Linked DNA regions of Mus musculus: regions 2, 3 and 4 are each linked to region 1. The links are chromatin loops, found by intact Hi-C in ENCODE. Cell type or tissue: left cerebral cortex. All regions are shown on one strand.

Region 1 (5,000 bases):
CTCTTCTTGATAGTGATTCCGCTACGTGTGCGAAACTCGGTTCATTGAGAGCTTGAGTTGAGAGACTCAAAGGATGTTCGCCTGCGTGGCAGAGGCAGTAACTGGCCAGAGTAACTAAGGGTTGCAGGGATAATCTGCCTCTGAGAGCTGGGGACAGGTTGAAGAGCTGGCTAGAGTTGGGATGGTGTGCCGCTGTCCGGGGTGCTGAAAGTTGTCTGCTGCGCGGTAAATACCTGGGGACTGGTGGGATCCGTGCTGGCTGGTCAGCTTTCCCTGCAGTTGAGATCTAACACCTAAAGGGCATTGTCTCGTGTTTACCAAGAAAACAAGCGAGTATCCTTTGCTTTCCCAGTTCTCTGCTTTCCCAGACTTTCGTTGGAGGTTCCCAGCATGTCTGGGTAGAAAAACAAGGGGGCCCTGTCATTCCAGGATGTGGCTTGATAACTCTGGATGATGCCCTCGTTCTTCCTGTTCCAAGTCTTCCGGTTCATAGTGTTGAAAAAGCAGTTAGGGATGCTGTCCTGATAAACATTTCTGTAGCTTTTAGGAACCAGAGAACTGTAAGTCTACAGAAAAATAAGTGGATTAATTAAAAGGGAGATGGATTCAGGCTTGCTTTGGGTTATGACTCTCCTCTGTATGCTTCTGTCACCACCGCGTATTTTCTCATCCTCCAAACACAAATTTTAATACACTGTAGGTTTATTTCTTTAGTGTTCCATGGGTGGGATGAAGAATGGGGTGAGGCAATGGGAATGGGGGCGGGGAGAGACTATTTACTGAGCATCTATACTCTGCTAGACAATGCCATCTAGTTTAAACTTCACACCAGTGCTTAACCGTATATAACACAGATGGAAAATCTACAGTTAGGGATCTTGAAAATCTACAGTTAGAGGTTGCGTTCACACTGTATACTGCTCAGCTCCCATGTCCAAGTCACTTATATGATCTTGCTCATGAATGTAACTTTCAACAGCTGTGATGAGAAGCAGGGATATAGTAATTGACAAAAGGAGGGCTGCATTCTCCTTCACACACTCCGTTATCTCTCTAGTCATTTCTTCTTTAATCTGCTCACCCACCCACTGTCACTCGCCCCCACCCTGCCAACTGTCTTGTGCTTGCCACAACTGTTCACACAACTTGAGCGCCAGTTTTACAGAAACAGGTTGGAAGCTAAACCAGCAGGCTTTCCTGGAAGGACAAGAACGGGAAGAGTGAAACAGTGAGCAAGCCTGGAAACCCAGATATGCCTTCATTTTAGATTCGTTCTGTTGTAATGGTGGTAAACATGTGTTTGGCAACGTTGTTTTACAGAAAGCAGACTGTGGGAACTCAGGGCTCCCATTCTTCCCAGTCACTTAATTGAAGTTAGTATCTTAATCCTGCAAATACTTTCCAGAGCCAGCACCCTTCTCACTCACCCACAGGGCCTGAACTATTTACCCGCAATGCCTTCTTGGTCACCTTTCACAGATAATCACGATAAGGCACAAATGTCTAACATGCAGATAGTCATTCCCCTTAGCTATTTCTCCCATCTTTTTCCTCTTCTGGTTCCACTCCAGTGCCGTCTACCTCAGTGTCCCTGAAACACATAACCAATCTTCAGTGATGTTTCCCATAAAGCAAACAGGGATGATGCTGTGGCTGTCTCCACCATGCCCTTGTTACCTATACTTTCTCTGACTCAGTCCAATGGCACAATTTTCCCCAAACTGATGATGCTAAGCAGTTCTCCATGCTTCAGATGGACTTGGAAGAAGGCTCTAAAATAATCTAGGAAGATATACAAATCACTAAATAGTGCCAGCGTTTATAAAATGCTCTCCACAGGTTAGTCATGATGCCAAGTCCTTTCATCTATCGTTTCTTGGGGTCTCCCCAATTCTCTCAAGTACAGAGCTTCATCAGAGACTGTCCTGAGATGGCCAGCCATCCTAGCAGACTCTGACAGCTCATTCACTTCTCCGTGCTTCTTTTAACAGCCTGTAGTAAAATCTCATCTTCATTCTTTGGATTCCTGTAGCCCTGGTGAGTAGACATTTTTACACTGAATTGATGGTGCTGTCTTGCTCCAAATCTTAGTTTAGAAATTCAAATTCAATCCAAATGGCACTGAAATGCAAATGGATCTTCCATCTTCCATTTGTTAGTCCTTCCTCAGAGATCCCCAGATGTCTTCTTGTTGTTATTGCCAACAATTTGCTTCAGCCCCTCCCTCCTTTATGCCCAGTTAAGGCATAATTCATATTAAGTTCATATTAAATAACCCCACAAGCCTAAAGATGCTACTGATGGGGTGTTCTGGGCCCTATGAGCCATAATCTTAAACCATATAGAACCTCTCTGTCCAGTACAGTAATCAAGAGCTACATAGACCTATTTAAAGTCAAACTGTAACTAAAATGTTTAGAAGTCAGTCAGTATCTCATATTTCAAGTGCTCAATAACCATAGGTGACAAGTGATTATCTTGTCAGAAGCTTTGTTAGACAATGCCACTTTAGAAAGTGCTAAAAAAAAAAAAAAAAAAAAAAAATTCTCACGGCAACAAAGAACTAGGCATTGAGACAAATTAAGGATTCAAGACTCTTTTGAAGCTTCTTCCCAGAAAGGAGAAAAGAATACTTGTGCCTACTCTATCTCTAGCCCCACAGATGGACAGGGTAGTCCAGACAGCAAGGAGCTCTGTATCAGCTTTGAGGAGCTGATAACCTCAAGAATCTGCTTCCTATAAACTCTATAAATGGGGTGGTGGTTCGGTTTGGTTTGGTTTGGTTTGGTTTGGTTCGGTTCGGTTCGGTTCAGTTCAGTTCGGTTTGGTTTGGTTTCCTAGCTTCCAATCTAGAGGTAACCTTACTCTTGTCCAGAGTTCAAATACACATAGTAATGAGTGTCTCTCTTATCTTAGTAAATACACTGTGATAAGCAGGGGAGAAATAGATGGCTTGAACCAGGAGTGCGTGTGCCAGTTGGTGCCATTATACACCTAGACTCCCTTCTCATCTGTAAAACATACATGGGATTTCCACAGCTGCCCCAGACAGTGTGGGAAGACTGAAGGACAGCTAGATGAGAGTACTTTTAAAGAGTGTGATTGAACACAATTGTTGATCATTACTTCCAGATATAATATAGCCTATGCCCAAACAAGGTAGTCCAGGTGGAATGGCTTCTGCACGTATTTTAAATCTTTGATAAGAATACATTTTGCCTGTATTTTCATTTTCATGTTGAATTTAAATTTTTGATTGTTAAAATTTCTCATTGGTTCGGGTCTATTAATAGAAACTGTGCACCGTTTATAGTTTAGTTTATTTGAGCCTGCATATTTCCCTCTCCGAAAAAAAAAAAAAGTCATTAACTAAAGGTTCTTAGTGTCTCGAAAGAGAACTGCTGTGATATTAGAGATTCAGAAATTTTAAAAGTGTATTATGGGTTTTCCTCAGTGCAGACAATGAGAGGGATTAATTTTTAAAAATAATGTCTTATTACTAATGAAATGCGTGCCAACCCATCTCATAAGTGAGTGTGAACAAAAATAACCCTATCTCATGCATTGATTAAGCCAAAAGAAGGGTACAAGTCTATTACTTCAGCTGAATTCTTGAGGCTGCTCTGCATTAAGTATTCTGGCCTTAAATAGGAGCATTTGTAGTGTGGACTCCTAAGCCTAGTACCTTGTTTGATGCTATTCATGCCTCAAGTAGGAGTGCTTTCATATGCAGCCATGGCTTGTTGCACATTTGTTTCTTAGCCATTCTCCTCTTTTAACACTGGGCCAACACAGGGCTCAGATACTGGACAAGATAACCCTGCAAATGAAATTCTACCAGCAGATGAGTTCTTTCTTTAAAAACATAGGACACTAATTCTTTGAGAATTTCGCATATGAATGCCACAGCACGTACTTGATCATATTTACCTCCCTCCCCACACTCGTCTCCTCAACGCTTCTCAGAGATTTACCCAACACCCTACTCCTCCCGAGTCTAACTCTTGGTTGTATTTGTTGCAGCTGTTGAAGACTTGGGGAAGTCCTTATGCTGCTCTATCAGCAGAGCCCCTAAGAAATCAAAATGAGATGGCCTAAAAGGAATCAGACTCTCTGGCAAGGCATTTTCTTTCTCAGCCATTTCAGCATGACAGGGAGATGGGTGGTGACTTGCAAGACGCACTGCCAGGGAGGATCAGACACTCTTGGGTGGCAGGCAAGCGTGTCATTCTCAGGCCTTCCTTACATGAAACTGCATTAATAAAGGAGAGGTTATATTCTGAAAGGCGGATGACCCTGGCCTAGTAAATCATCTTAGTTTAAGTAATCAGCATCTTCAGTTGAAAGTCAATTATTTGCATAGTACAAATTGTTTGTTCTGTGGATGGGCCTAGATTTTCAAAAAAGCAGAAACGCTGTTACCCCGAGCTGAAAAGAGTCTTCCGTGTTTGTTAATTAATGGAATCCTCTGACTTTATATTGAAGGAACAGAGAATTAATAATTTAGTTCTGGCACTGGCCTATAGAGCTTCCAATCATCCAATTAGTCAATAGTGTAATTGAAAGTGGTCTCATCCTGGCACAAAAACATGATGGCAAGGGTGCTTGAAATCTTATAGCCTGGCACAGGGGCACTCAAAGAGAATTTGCTGAATTCAGGGATATTTATGTGCTTACTGGCCATACACTCAGCTAGCCAACCCTTTCTCAAGAAATGAGTATTTGGGGCTACAGAGATGGCTCTGTGGTTAAGGGCACTTGCTCTTGACGAGGACCTAAGCCTTATTCACAGCACAAATCGGTGGCTCAAAACCATCCTTAACTCTAGTTCCAAGGAATGCAACTGCCTTTTTTGACCTCTGCAGGAATACACATGGTACACAGACATACAGGTAGGGAAAACATTCATATGCATAAAATAAAATTACTTTAAAAGAAGAAATGAATATTTTCGAGGCCAAAGAGAAGGCTCAGTGAATAAGTAAAGTCTAGGCAAGCAC
Region 2 (5,000 bases), 88 kb after region 1:
AGCATCAAGAACAGGGTTGCCCACAACCAGCTGCCCATCCCACGAGCCATACTGCAGCTAGTGTTAGAGCTTAGAGCTTTCTAGAACATTTAATAATTCTACTCTTTCACATTAAAAAAAAAAAAAAAAGAACAAAAACCCTTCCTACACGGGAACCGTGTGATTTCACAAGTGCTCCTGCTTGGGAAGACACTAGAGGTCACTGGCTCTCAGTCTGTGAGTCACGACTCTTGGGGGGGGGGGGGTGTCATATGTCAAATATCCTGCAGATCAGATATTTACATCACAATCCATACCATGGCAAAATTTCAGTTATGAAGTCACAATGAAATAACTTTATGGTTGGGGGTCTCCACAACATGAGGAGCTCTATTAAAGGGTCTCAGTGTTAGGAAGATTGAGAAACACTGCTATAGATGATTTTTTTTTCTTTAATTTAAAAAGTGAAACAGTAAAGAAAAGATCGTTGATTGGTATACACAAACCCTTTGTCTCATAGGAATAATTAAAAATACAGCGCTGTTTACAAGTTATTGTGAGGGACTGGCCTCACTGTTTAAAATCTCATGGCAATCTCCATTGTGCGGATAAAGAAACAGTAGCTTCTGTTTAAGGGCACACAGCCCAACTCTACAGAGCTAAGGTTAGCACTCTGGTGGAGGAGGGGCTTCAGGGCCCCTTATCAGGGCCAGGACAGGGATTGGTGGTAGAGTGCTTGCCTGGTAAGAACAAAAATCTGGATTTGACCCCTGGCACCACAAACACACTGTGAGCTTCTTATATTAGACACCCCGCCCCACCATGGCCACTATGTTAAACTATGGCCCACTATGGCCTGTCACCACCTCTGTCCCAATCAAGTTTACAGAGGAGTAAACTAACACTCCAAAACGTCAGATAACCAAAGTGAGTGGAAGAGGGGGTTCTTGAGTCCAGGATACCTCACTTTAGTTCTGAGGTTCCTATCACCCCATCATGTACCTCTGCACAAACTTTCTTATTTGCTCTGAATGTTTGGTGGGACTAAAACCTGACATTGGCCCTGAATTTTTGGGCGTATCACTTATGTTCAGGGTCCTGGGCCTCAGTTAACAGTCTGCTGCTATTTCTGTTTCAAGTTCTGAGTAATTTCTGAGCAAGAATCCCATGCTTTCTTTTTGCACAGAGACTCACAAATTTCTAACAGGTTCTGTATCACATCTCTGGTTCCCGTGGTATCAAAGGAGCCCCTATGGCAGTGAACAGTACCAGGTTCAAACTGAAGTCCTGTTCCAGCCTTGACTTATAAATTTAGAAATTTCTCATAACTTCATGGAGCTTTGGTTTATTCATCCGTGAGAAAATGATGGAGAAAGTAATAAGAAATACTTATCTCCTGTTTTTCTTTAAAAAGCTCTGAAGTGACTCATTGTCCACTGACTTGGGCAGGCTGGCTATCACACAGCAGAACACAATGTGAACCATCCCCAACTCCAGGGGCCCTGTTTGTTATCAGGCAGAGGAAAACTCCCTGAGCGCGGTCAAGCATGGAGTATTATTTATTTTAGAGCTTGGCCAAGAAATTTTTAATGTGCAGCCAGATTTTCAAAAATCTATAGTCTTCTAAATCAATACTTCCCAAAATGTCATCTCAAGCCAGCGGTGCTAATATCATGGTGGGCTAGCTAGGATGCAATTTAAGACTTAACAAGCCTTCTAGGTGAGTCAAAGTCACACTCGAATTTGAGAGCTGTTGCTATGTAGAGAAGACATTATCAAGCAGGGAAGGTAATTTAATTACAAAATCTGTTTTGCAATAACAAAATTTTTCCTATGTACGTATAGCCATCCCATAGCCCCAAATTGGGTTATAAAAATACTTAATGATCTTACACAATTACAATAAATATCCCTCCTCTGAATTCATGAGGTTCCCAGACACCGGCTGTTCCTTCAGTTTTATGCACACTGTAACTTTCCTAGGAAGAACGGTAGAGATTATTTTTAAATGAAGCTTCTTATGAAATCAACTGCTTCTTGACAAAATTTCCGTGGTTAAAAGCTGAGTCATAATGGGGTGATGTTCTGAGACACGCTCTGTTATCCTGCCTTCTCTAAGTGAATCTTAATCACAGGATTTCTGTAACAGTGTTTTCTGAGCTTTGACCTTCAAAAGAGCATAACTCACGGAGCCCCATCAAGACTTCCCGGCACATCCTTGCCATTAGACAAGGGAAACGATACAAACAATAAGTGTTCATTAATCCCAACAAAGTGAGCCCAAAGCTGTGTTCAGTGACTCTCCTCTGAGTGGATGTGGGCTGGTAGAGCATCTCCAGGGGTCACACACCATCTCAGGAGCTGTGATGTATTAGGATGGGAACATGGCAAAGTGGGATGCTCCAAGGTCTCTTTCAGGCCTAACTCCTTCCCCAGGGCAAGTATAAAGAATTCATTCTCAGGTAGCCTAACTCACTGGTACCTTTACCATGAGAGCAGCCATGTTTTCATTTCTAATTTATCCAGTCCCTCTGAGGAAGATGAAGTTCTGTCTTTACACTTAGAAGACAGGACTAGAAATTTGGACAATGTGTTTTATGCCAGGATATAAAAATTCTTTTCTTCCTACTGTTTGTTCATTCATTCGTTGAGGCAGTGTCTTTAATATCCAAGACGGGCCTCAAATTCTTTATGTGGCACCAGAATAACCTTGAACTCCGGACCCTCCTCTCCCGACCTCTTTAGTTCTAGGATTACAAGCATGGTGTACCACCGTGGTTGGGTCATGCAGTACTAGTGATCAATCCTGGGGTTTTGTGCTTGGTAGGCATGCATTCACCCAAAATGAACCTCGGCCTCAGTCCCCAAAATGTAAACACCCCCCCTTGCTGGTCTTTGTGTGAGCTGCCATTTAAAATACTATTGGAAATAGGAAGCCACCATTGTGAGGAAGAAAGTTGGAAGGAAGAGTGCTGGGATAGCCCAATTCTTGATGTATGTCCATCAATCAATCATCAATCAATCAGACTGACATGCTTCCTGGTGGAAGAGGAGGAAACAATCAGCTTTTCAGTGTCAGTCATGCTCAAGAGAGTGAAGAGCAAGTCACGTAGGCCTCACAGGAAGGCAACAGGGATGGCGGATGCTTAGGAGAGACTATGGAGGTGAAGCTGGTCTATATGGCCCTCTGCCTACAGAGCAAGGGCAGTGCTCTGGACACAGGCAAGCATAGACAAGAAGGAACAAGGGATTCAAGGGGCTCTGCCACCAGACTCAGGCAAAAGAATGTAAGGAAAGGGAACTGTGGAAGAGGTGGAGGCCCTGGAGCCAGTGTGTGTGGTACGCATCGAACTCCAAGCCTTTGGCTTGTGCTCTCCAACACTATTGGTGAGATCGTGGCGATGCACCGCAATGCAGGCTCCATTCTGGTCCCTTTATAAGTTGTTGCCATTTGAGCCCGATAAATCAGGCTGCGTGGAATATTCTTTTACAGGTCTTCAGTGGGCAACGGACACATTTTTCTTGAGTCTCTGTGCTCTGTGAGATAACATTGGATGTTCCTTCAATCATCAGCCATCATACGGCTCAGATGAAGACAGGGTCCCAACTGCACCTTACAGATGAGACACTGACTTAACATTAGATCAAGTCCAGGGCCGGATAGAGCCCCTCCCATCCAGCCTGCTCTCCCTGGTCACACCACATTAAACAAACCTCACTGTTAGTACAATCGACAGGGTTCGTGGTGGTATGTAAAAAATAATAATAATAATAATCAGGAAGGGTAGGAGTTAGTGGGGATTTAGTGGGTGGGGCGCACACCTCACTGCCCGCAGGTCTCCGCTCCCGCCCTGGCAAATGTCTGTTTTGGAAAGCTGATCCCAGAGCAGCGAAAATAAAAGGCCCTTTGGGCATAACAGAGTGTCTCAGCTATCTGCTGCGGGCAGGGCTTCCTGCTGGAAAGCGCACCCCAGGAAGAGGTTGCTCCACCCAGCCTGGGGTCAGGTGACCCACCTCCTTTCAGTCCAGGCACAGAGCTACAGGCAGAGGACCAGGAGCTCCCTTGGGACACTAGAGATCAGAGGCCCAAAGTTGGAGGCGAGTTTGTGCCTGCAGAGTTGGCAGTCTGCTCTTACTGTTTTTTCCCCCACCCCACCCCGACTCTTTTCAGGGGTGAGTTTTCTTGCATGTTTTGCCTCCGCAGGACATAGGGTACCTCCCCTATACCCAACCCAGGCCTCCTTTCCCTTGAAGCTTTGGAGTCATTTGCTTAGCTTGCCCAGGGTGGAGCCACCTAAACTGAGAAGTGTTTAGTCAGCTGGTGCTCGGGCACCCTGGCATCTTGAAGGCAAATTCAACAGTCTTTTCCCAGGAGACTCCTAGGTGGGACAGGATCAGCCCTCATCTTCTAGCAAGAGCAGTGAGCTCCAGGGCTGTTCTGATGGCGCATTTGATGTGTAGTTAACTTCTCTAGGCTGGTATCCGATACAATACATATTTGTGAAGAGCTTCGAGATCACAAAGTATCTATTGTGGAAAGAAAGTCCCTTCATTTGCAGGAGGCATGAGTCCTCATCTTGTCTAGCCTGAACCTCCCCCAGGTACGTTCTCCACCATGGAATTTCATCTGGAAAAGAAGCCAAAGCTTCCCTTTTAATATTTTTCTCCACTGGTCCTGTCAAAGGATGCATGGCCATTACCTTGCTAGGGGCCATGTTCACCTTGCACCTATTGTTGAACTGCCAATAGGCTCCAGTGCTTACTACTGACCTCTGTCTGTCCTAGCCACACCAGACTCCCCACCAACACCCATTATCCGAGACATCTCCAGCTTGGCAGCAGAGTCTCCAGGACCCTGTTAAACATGAGCACCTTCTTCTTTCTGAGCATCTATCGCACCTGCCATTAGGTAGTTGATGATAAATATAACACATGCAATAGGAAATCAGTAATTTAAAGTGCATAAGAGGGCTGGTGAGATGGCTCAGTGGGTAAGAGCACCCGACTGCTCTTCCGAAGGT
Region 3 (5,000 bases), 53 kb after region 1:
ATGATTTGTGGCATTGCCTTCCTTCCTTCCTTTCCTTCTTTTTCTCTAGAGCTGTGGGCCACAGTATCTTCCCAGAGTGCCAGAGTTAGGTCAACAGAAAACAAGAAGGGAAGGAGGGAGGGGGGAGGGAGGGAGAGAGGGAGGGAGGGAGGGAGGGAAGAAAAAAGAAAAGAGAGAGAGGAGGGGAAGGGAGGGAAGAGAGAGGGATTGTTCTAATATAGGACAGGCGTTTAGTGACTTGTGCTCAGCATCACAAGAAAAGCCCTAAGTACCATTCTTCCCTATTAAATATTAATATTTATTCTTCATCCATGAAGGAACAAGGTAAACTACAAACTCACAAGTATACTGGCTCTTATCTGACTGTTTTCATTTAGTAAGAAAAGATCTACTGGGACCCATCCTTGCCATCAGCTCTTCATATTCCCCTGACCTGGAATCACCCTTTCTTCTGCATGAAAACTCTAATAAACTGGTTTATGCAGACTAAAGGACTTCTGTCCCTTTAAATTGAAATAAATTTTTCACATGAACAAATTATCTGACTAATTGAAACTAGAAAGGTGATTGCAATTCTTCCCAAGTTTTATTAACAGAAATTACTCATCACAGACTTATAGTTCTAAAAGGGTTATCATTATAGACCTGACTAGAGATGGTCAAAGAGACAGCATCTTGCTAGGGGGGTATCCTAGTTTATGATGCTGTAGTAGAATACCTTAACCAGAAGTGACTCAAGATAGAAGTGAGTTTATCTCAGTTCACAGTCCAGCACTGTGGGTTAAGTCACAGTGACAGAAGCGTGAAACAGCTGACCACAGACAGGCAGGAACAGGGAAAGGCTGAGGCACTGATGACCACTTGCCTGCTTGGTAGTGTTCAGCTGGGTTGGTCTTCTCTAGTCTTCAATAATTCAGGACCCTCTCTCAAGGAGATGCTGTACAGCCACTGTGGGCTGGGTCTTTTCACATCAAATAATTTAATAAAGTCAATCTCCCATGGACACGCGCACAAACCAACCCAATGTAGACAATCTCTCATTAAGACTCTTCCCAGGTGATATGGGGGCATCAGACAGACACCTAAGGTGCCTCCCAGTTAATGAGTACTGTACAGTTTTCCCAGACCCCATTCTAGTTGGCTACAGTCCCCAGGCTGAGGTGATTGCTGTATGCAAAATAATCCTTCACTGGAAGCCATTGCATCCTGGGAGCACTGAGCCCGGCCTCGGTGCTCACAACACTATAGAACATCTACTTCTCCATTGCTGACTCAAAGAGCTCAGAGTTCGCCCAGCCAGTATTATGTTGGAGGCAGTTTGCACCAGTGTTTGCCGCACTGGGAGGCCACACCTCTTTCCAACTTTACAGTGACACCAAATTGTAGACCTGAGGCGGGACTTGTGTTTCCACTGTTGTTGTTTGCCTTGGAGTTGGTTGTTAAGCATTCCCAGCCTACTCCTGGCTCGGCTCCACTATAACTGCCACCCAGCAGCTTGTCCTCACCACTGCACCAGGCTCCAGAAGACAAACGCCTGCCTCTCCCCCTCTCTCCAGATGGTCCCAGCCATAGCACCTCTCCTCGCTCAGTGACTGACTCATCCCCCTGCTGGGTCCAGCCACGATCCTTCAGAGCCTCAGCCAGAGCCCAAACCAAAATAGCTTGTGCCGATATTATCATATTTACAGTGGTCTCTCCAGCCAAGTTGGCATGGATCTGCTCTTTCTCTTTGGTCACAAATGTCCCCTCCCTGATGGTCATCCCCCCCCCCCCATCCCCATGTCACTTAGAGTTTAACCAACCTTTCCCTTCTCCACACCACAATAGACCAGTTCCTTTCCATTCCCACCCTTGTTAACATTTGTCTCTCCTCCTCTCTTGGCTATAATTAAAAGCCTACTCAGCACCAGGAAGCCCAGTCTCTACCTTGTATGTTTATCTCCAGCAATAGGTACTGCTGGGTGATAAGTATGGAGTACAGAGGATGTTGGCACAACCGAATTCACCTTGTCCCAAGCAGAGAGAAAAGAACAATGAGATGAAGGGCGCTTGCGCAGGAGAACCGAGATGACCTGTCTAGGAGAAATGTCACAGCCACGCCCACTGTTTTGCATGCTAACAAAAATTAGTAACGATAAGTGAAAACGGAAAAGTGGTAAGATCAGTGGACACTGCAGATTTCAATGAAATCGGGGAAATACTGGATTAAAAATAGTAACAAAGTGCAGTTAAAGGCAGGAGGTGACGTCAAAGAGGCACTATGTGTGAAATCTGAAGTGGTATGTAACCAGTAAGACTGAGTTTGGACGTGGAACCTGGTTAAACTGCTAACTAGCTGGGAGACTTAAGGCAAACACTGTAACTTCTCTGAGTCTTAGTTTCCCCATTGTGGAAGTAAAAATATCTTCTTTGTTGCTGTGAGATCTAAAAGAGATATCTACCAAGTACCGATACAATGCCCAGCACACAGCACTAAATAAATTGTTTTGTGTCAAGCTCTATTGTAGGCACCTGCTGTAATATATAGTATTTCTATTATTCTATTTTCATTTTTTAACTAAATGCCAGAATCTAGCTAATGTATAAAGAAAAGGAAATGGTTATTTTACAGTTTGGGGTTGGGTGGTTCAAGGACACAACACAGGCTACATGAAACCTTGTCTCAATTTTTTTCTATATATTCTAGATAGAAATGTTTCATTACATGTGTGGTTTTGTTTAGACAGAGTCTTACTATATAGCCTTGACAGTTCTGGAACTCATGATGCAGACTAGGCTGGCCTTGAACTCATAGAGCTACCTGCCTTTGCATCCCAAAGTGTTGTGATTCAAAGTGCAAGCAGTCCTCACACCTGACTTTACATGTGTAGCTTTGTAAATGTTTTCTCCTAGTTTGTGGCTCCTTCTTTAATTTCTGTCTATTTATATTTTAAAGTACTGATGTCCAAAGTATATGTCCTGCAATTCCAACTCAGCTGGGGCTGGGTGGGGAGCCCTGGGATCCCCTAAGAGCATCTAACACACAGCTAGACTTGGAAACTTCCATGTAGAAGGAGGCGCTATCTGCCACAGCTAGGACCCACATGGAGAGGAAGCTTGCTAACAGGAGTCTCTCATATAGCAGGCAGACTCTCTTCTAGGGAAATTTTTTTGGTCATGTAGCTCTGTTCCCCATTCTACATAATCCTTCATGAAACATGAAACAAAAACGGGACTCTGAAGCTACTTTCTCTCCAACTGAACATGACCCACAGGTCCACTGACTTCCCCAGATCCTTTACCCAGCTCCACTCTGACGTGGTCACTGCCCTCTGGCCTGTTCCAGGTGGTGGACTATTTATCGGAGGAAACAGCTTGTGCCTAACCTCTCACTTTTGTCCAATGGCCCTATCTGCTCTTTGATAACTCCACAGGCCCTGTGTCCTGCCAGGCCTGCAAAGCCCCTTTAATAGTATGTTTTGATAAAGAGCATCATTTTTTTCATCCTGGTTTTTTACCTACAGCTCTGTGGAGAGTGGGTGGAGGCAGGATGGCTTGTGTAGCTGCTCTAATTTACTTGGCTGCAGATGAATCAAAGCCAAATGATTGTGCCCACAACTTCTGGCCATTCAAAGTCCCAAGAGACACACATGAGCCCGAGGAGGGGAAAAGCATCCATTGTGGCACGGTTTTCCCCGGGTTTATGTATAGTTTCTTTTTAGTATAATTAAAACTGAACTCGTGGGACTGGGGAGACAGCTCAGGCGATCAATCCCTAACACATGCCAAGTTGAGGTTAGATGTCACTCTGTTGGCCTGGAGAAGTTCAATGACACAAGCAGATACATATTTCAGTCCCACAGTGGAGACACGATGAAGGTAAAAAAACCAGATGTGCCAGGTGAGACATGAGAGACTATGGAGCTCAGCGCTCTGAGCTCTGACAGTGAAAGCCAAAATGAAGCTTAGAATAGAGAGGGTTTGGATGGGTCAAGGACCATGAGCAAGAGGAGGACACACTCCATCTGCCCATGAGAAGGCAGGTAATGGATGAGTGTTCTGAAATAGCATGAGAATTATGGATTTGGCAACATAGTTCTGATAGCAGAAAGTGAGGATCCAGATAGAAATCCAGCATGGAGGACCACACATAGCCCATGTGAGAGCCATGTGGATACACAGGATGCTCACATGTGGACACGGCATCCTTCCATTCTCACCTACCCACTGTGGGAGGCTGGCTCCGATCAGAGCCGCAGTCAGAAAGAACTTCCTCCTACAAGTGGCAAGGCTCTTTAGTAAGAACCAGAACTGAGACTGGAAACTGTAAGACCCAAAGTTCTGTCTTTTCAGGAGGCCACCTTTGGACCATGGAAGCCAGAAACCTTCTCACTGGAAATGGATTGATTATTTCATGCCAGTTCTCTGATCATTAAAAAAAAAGATAATTAAAAACCAATCTCAGGCCATCAAGATGGCTCAGTAGGTAGACACCTGCCACCACTAAGCTTGATGACCTGAGATTCATTCTTGGGACCCACATGGCAGAATGAGAGAACCAACTCCAACGAGTTGTCCTCTGATATCCGTACAGCACCATGGCACACTCATGTGCCAAGAGAGACAGACAGACAGAGAGACAGACGGGTACCGAGTATATTCTTTTTAGCATGTTAGCATATGGCTTAGCAATAGACCCGGGCATCCATGTCTGACCTGTAGCACACAAGCCATGTGTGGCTGAGTGTAATAATGAATGTGTTCCAGCACAAGACAATAAACATGAGCTGGTTTTGCAATTCTTTTGTAACTCAATGATACAGTTCTTAAGCATAAACTTCGTACATGACAGCATTGTGATACAATGTCAAAGGTTGGACATACCTACATAACGGTGTGTAGTGTATGCCTCCTCTCAGCCTGAAGAGTTTCAGCTCTTCCGACCTGTCCTCAGGTGCACCTGTAGTGGTGGGGGGAGGGGACACGAGGGAGCATAGTGAGCCCTAATTGAATGTCTGTCT
Region 4 (5,000 bases), 160 kb after region 1:
CACTTTGCAGTGGGGACAACTGTCAATTCTACACAGAAGAAACAGCCCCCCAAAGGACAAGCTCCTGAAGTTCACACAGCTAGGAAGGAGACTCCGTGGGCCCCGCTCATTCCTGTCCCTGACCTTTCCTGAGAATCCATCCTGGTTATCACTTTCTGAATGTTCCTAAAGGGCTTGGTGTTCCATTTGTGATACATTAAAAGCCAGGCATTCTGCCCAGATCACTGTAAATAAGTTAGCTTCTGTTCTCCACCGAGAAAACCGATAGCCCAGATTGAGTGGGAAGCAGAAGCTATCAGCAAAGGCTACCAGGCAGCCCCCTTCTCTACACGCATTCAGATAAGGCTCATTCTGTGCCCTTGGGCGGAGGGAGGCACTGGGGATGAACCCACGGACTTGAGCAAGCCAGACAATGCTCTACCATTGAGCTACAGCTTCGGACTTGTGCAATTTTAAGTCAAGAAAAGGATTGCTTATCTTACTGTATGGCTTGATCTAGTCACCTGGGCCTCTTCCCCCTCTCCTCTTATTCTATTTAAAATGGTGGCAGATTTCAGCAAATGGACATTTTGCTCATCATCCTGTTGAGCTTGCTGCAGTTATCCCCATGATGGATGGGGTCATACATGCCACCAACTCTTCAAGCCAAGACTGCCCTTGATCAAGGAGACTAGTGGGATATCTATGTGGCTGGTGGGTTGGTCTTGGAGTGGGCTGTCTCTCAGTCTATGTGACTGGTGGGTTGGCCTTGCACTGGGCTGGCTCAGCCTATGTGACTGGTGGGTTGGTCTTGGAGTGAGAATGGCAAACACTTTATTACTGTTACTGTGGCCTATGGGGGATAACTCCTGCAATGTGTTTGACGCAGGCCTGGTGCTGTTGATTGACAAGTTAGTCGCTATTTGAGCTACCCAGACCAGCCTGCATAGTCCAAGGCCTGGCTCCACTACTACTGCCTACGGGATCAAAACATTTCACATTGCTTTTTAAAAGAATAAGTATGTTTGTATCCGACCCCTGAGAATTCCGTGTGTCTTTTACTACATTATTTACCTACTTTGTGTGCATATGTGTGCATGGCACACGCATAGAGGTCAGAGGACAGCTGCAGAAGTCAGTGTTCTTCCACCGAGTGGGTCCCAGGGACCACAGGCAGGACTTCAGGCTGATGGCAGTGCCTTTCCCTGTGAGCCTTCACGTCGGTTTTATGTAATGTTTCTCGGTTCCCTGTCATTTGTAAAGTGGGATGAACACGGAGCCTACCGTATAGTTCTTTTTATGGGTATCTGAGTCACTATACATACCGAGCTGAAAGCAATGTCTGCAACAAATCCTCAAGAAACCTGGACACTAGATTACGATGTGAAGCTCAGAATTCTTGTTCTTGCAGTCTCCTTTTGCTCTCGCAGGGTGAGGGCTTATGCAAACTATTTTATGGAAATATAGCTCCTCTTCGAAGGAACCATCAAGTCTACGGAGTATTTCATCATAAAGTCTACTCATCTGGATGTTGACGGATATTCCCTTTAATATCCAAAACTAGCTTTGTGCTAAGGACAATATAAACTATAAAACCCTGAGCTCCATCAATTCACTGCAAAACTAGCTATGAAACTTATATTCTTAGAACTCTTACATTCTTAGAGTTAATGTTCTCCACATGACAGCTCACTCAATCAGAGTTAAGTAATGGCTTGCCCACCCATGGGTCTCATGAATGCATGCACATGCATACACACACACACACACACACACACACACACACACACACACATTTGTAAAGTCAGATTTCAGAACTTTGGCACGAAGTAATAAAATGACTTAACTAAGCTGTCAAATTTTTTGTCTTGGAAGGAGACACCCAGGGAACACATTCCTTCTAGATCTGTTCCCTTGCCCATGTGACTCTCATGATCTCCACTTGGAAACAAGAAGAGTGAATTTCCCACCAGGGGTATTGTGAAGACAAAGGTAACATAAATCACATACAAATGGAAGGTGCATGTAAGAGACAAGACACTGAATAATTAAGTTATTGTTATCATCTTCTATGACAGACACACAAAATGACACCTGAGGGAGGCCAGCAGAGATACAATCTAGCTGAATAAGTTAGCCAGGAGCAAAAAGGTTATCCAGTTCAAAGGAGCCCAGGCAGCCACGGAAGTACAGAGCATGGGCCACAGAGGCTGAGGACACAGTCCCATGGCCAGGGGCTCTGGGTTCTGGGTAAAGCCCACCAGCTCTCTTGTGGTTTTGTTTTCTTTTTTCTGACTTTTTTTTTTGACATCGGGATTCTCCCACATTCCTTGCTGTGACAGCATCACAAGTGTCCCCAGTGATCATGATCTGACTTCCCACATAATGCAGTAAATGAGAAAGCCCCACACAATCTCAGGCCCCGCTCCAGTGTGACAATGAGTCCAACCACACCCAGACAGTGTCGCCAGTGGTTCCCAGTCAGTCCCAGGTCCTTTCCTTTTCTCTCAGAAACTCTGCCATGTCACCTCTCCACGTCCCCACAGTATGACGCAGAACTAGAAAGTTCTAGAGGAGAACTGAGTTTCTATCTTCTGGCCTTAAACCCAATATCATATTCCATATGAATTTGTTTTTATTCTTACTGTAAGATATTTGAAAAGATCGCTTCTCGGCCTTTTGGCTAAGATCAAGTGAAGATATTTGAAAAGAAAGGCTTAGGGGGGCAGTTAGTGTATTCACAGATATGTGAAGAAAGAAACATCTGTGTTAAATGTTATCCTACCATTTACACTTGAAATTAGCCAGCCAAACTAGAGGCCATTCAGTTCGGGCGGCTTGTGACTGACTCAATGCCAGAGATTTTGCTGGCATCTAACGGAGCACATGGAGAACGATGGGCGAATCAGTGTGCTCTTAGCGCCCTCTAGTGACTGTCATTGTATAGATAGAAACGCACTGAGACAGCCTGAGGCTGGATTGACCTCAACTTCCCACGAGCCAAACTGGTGACAGACTTAACTAAAATTTGCATTTTTCTGTAACACTTTTTTTTTCATTCGTTAAAAATATACATCTTTTTAGGAAACCAAATATATGAAAGCACAAGGTGTCTAGGAACCCACTTCTCTAAGACCACAAATCAAGTTCCTTCTGCATGGGGTAGGTATATACATGACGTGAGTGGGATCACATGACTGTGGGGGTGTGGCACATGTAGACGCCAGAGGACAGCATCGAGTGTTGCTCCTTGGCCACCATTCACCTTCTGGTTTTCTGTTTTCTTTTCTCACAGGCCTGCAAGTTCAACCAGTAAGCTAGCCTTGTTGGCCCGTTAGCTCCAGGGACTGTCTGTCTCTGCATCTGACCTCGTGGAGCTGGAGTTATGGGTGACTGTGAGCTGCCTGATATGGGTGCTGTACTTCTCTTTGGTGCTGTACTTCTCTTTTTTTTAAGATTTATTTATTATATGTAAGTACACTGTAGCTGTCTTCAGACATGCCAGAAGAGAGCATCAGATTTCGTTACGGATGGCTGTGAGCCACCATGTGGTTGCTGGGATTTGAACTTGGGACCTTTGGAAGAGCAGCCAGCGCTCTTAACCACTGAGCCATCTCACCAGCCCGCTATACTTCTCTTAACCATCGAGCCATTTCCTCAGTCCCAGGTCAGCCTTTTTTTTTTTTTTTTTTTTTAAACAGGTCTGGAGGATCAAACACAGGCCCTCTTGCGTGAAAGTATCTATTAGCCGGGCGTGGTGGCGCATGCCTTTAATCCCAGCACTTGGGAGGCAGAGGCAGGCGGATTTCTGAGTTCGAGGCCAGCCTGGTCTACAAAGTGAGTTTCAGGACAGCCAGGGCTATACAGAGAAACCCTATCTCCAAAAAACAAAAACAAAAAAAAAGAAAGAAAAGAAAAAAGAAAGTATCTATTAACTAAGGCAATTCCACAGGCCACTGAGTACCTTTAATAGGATCTATTTTTCTTTATATTTTTTTCTTTTGTTGGGTATTTTCTTTATTTACATTTCAAATGTTATCCCCTTTCCAGGTCTCCCTTCCGGAATCCCCATCCCCTCCCCCTGCCTCTCCACCCCCCACCCCCCACCCACCCACCTATTCCTGCCTTCCAGCCCTGGTATTCCACTATATTGGGGCATCGAACCTGCTCAAACCCAAGGGCTGCTTCTCCCACTTATATCCAACAAGGCCATCCTCTGCCACATATGCAGCAGGAGTCATGGGTCCCTCAACTCTTTGGTTGGTGGTCCAGTCCCTAAGAACTCTGGGGGGTCTGGCCGGTTGACACTGTTGCTCCCCCCATGGGGCTGCAAACTCCCGCAGCTCTTTAGTTCCTTCTCCAACTCCTCCATCGGGAACCCTATGCTCAGTCTAATGGTTGGCTGAGTCAACCTCTGTATTTGTCAGGCTCTGGCAGAGCCTCTCAGGAGACAGCTACATAAGGCTCCCTTCAGCGAGCACTGACCTACATCCGCAATAGTGTCCGGGTTTGGTGTCTGTATATGTGATGGATCCCCAGGTGGGGCAGTCTCTGGATGGCCTTTCCTTCTGTCTCTGCTCCACACTTTGTCTGCATATTTCCTGTGAGTATTTTGTTTCCCCTTCTAAGAAGCACTGAAGTGTCCACACTTTGGTTTTCCTTCTTCTTGAGCTTCATGTGGTCTGTGAATTGTATCTTGGGTATTTTGAACTTTTGGTCTAATATCCACTTATCAGTGAATGCATACCACGTGTGTTCTGTTGTGACTGGGTTACCTCACTCAGGATATTTTCAAGTTCCATCTGTTTGCCTAAGAATTTCATAAATTCATTGTTTTTAATAGTTGAATAGTACTCCATTGTGTAAATGTATCACATTTTCTGTATCCATTCCCCTGTTGAAGGACATCTGGGTTCTTTCCAGCTCCTGACTATTATAAATAAAGCTGCTATGAACATAGTGGAGCATGGGTTCTTATTACATGTTGGAACATCTTCTGGGTATATGCCCAGCAGTGGTAT

Evidence for each region. A loop is a pair of places that touch in the nucleus more often than their neighbours do. Peaks named below come from ENCODE experiments on the same cell type or tissue, not always from the same donor. Only the 100,000 strongest peaks of a DNase experiment are listed, where the experiment ranks them.
Region 2: a loop joins it to region 1, with 5 times the contacts of the local background. A loop is called at or near these places in 3 of 42 quality-filtered maps.
Region 3: a loop joins it to region 1, with 7 times the contacts of the local background. A loop is called at or near these places in 3 of 42 quality-filtered maps.
Region 4: it touches region 1 in a loop (2.6-fold over the local background); 4 of 42 quality-filtered maps call a loop at or near these places.

The regions. Positions count from the first base shown.
Region 1 is chr3:31,304,257-31,309,256 of GRCm38, reverse strand. All of the region lies in intron 1 of Slc7a14 (solute carrier family 7 (cationic amino acid transporter, y+ system), member 14), which reads left to right. Gm15496 (a long non-coding RNA gene) reads right to left here. Exons shown (of 3, transcript XR_880740.3): 1 at 1-5,000. Among named protein-coding and RNA genes, the nearest start is that of Slc7a14, 3.6 kb to the left of the region's middle. In left cerebral cortex, no CTCF peak of the experiment used is centred here; DNase peaks (open chromatin) are centred at 213, 1,122 and 1,906; H3K4me3 peaks cover 1,029 bases; H3K27ac peaks cover 915 bases.
Region 2 is chr3:31,216,716-31,221,715 of GRCm38, reverse strand. All of the region lies in intron 7 of Slc7a14 (solute carrier family 7 (cationic amino acid transporter, y+ system), member 14), which reads left to right. Among named protein-coding and RNA genes, the nearest start is that of Gm33834, 14 kb to the left of the region's middle. In left cerebral cortex, no CTCF peak of the experiment used is centred here; DNase peaks (open chromatin) are centred at 1,155, 1,495, 2,033 and 4,102; H3K27ac peaks cover 2,464 bases.
Region 3 is chr3:31,251,142-31,256,141 of GRCm38, reverse strand. The region is part of intron 2 of Slc7a14 (solute carrier family 7 (cationic amino acid transporter, y+ system), member 14); the gene reads left to right. Among named protein-coding and RNA genes, the nearest start is that of Gm33834, 21 kb to the right of the region's middle. In left cerebral cortex, no CTCF peak of the experiment used is centred here; DNase peaks (open chromatin) are centred at 1,528 and 1,953; H3K27ac peaks cover 558 bases.
Region 4 is chr3:31,144,032-31,149,031 of GRCm38, reverse strand. No RefSeq gene overlaps it. Among named protein-coding and RNA genes, the nearest start is that of Cldn11, 3.4 kb to the left of the region's middle. In left cerebral cortex, a CTCF peak has its summit at 2,917 (motif pointing left); DNase peaks (open chromatin) are centred at 1,287, 2,876 and 3,171.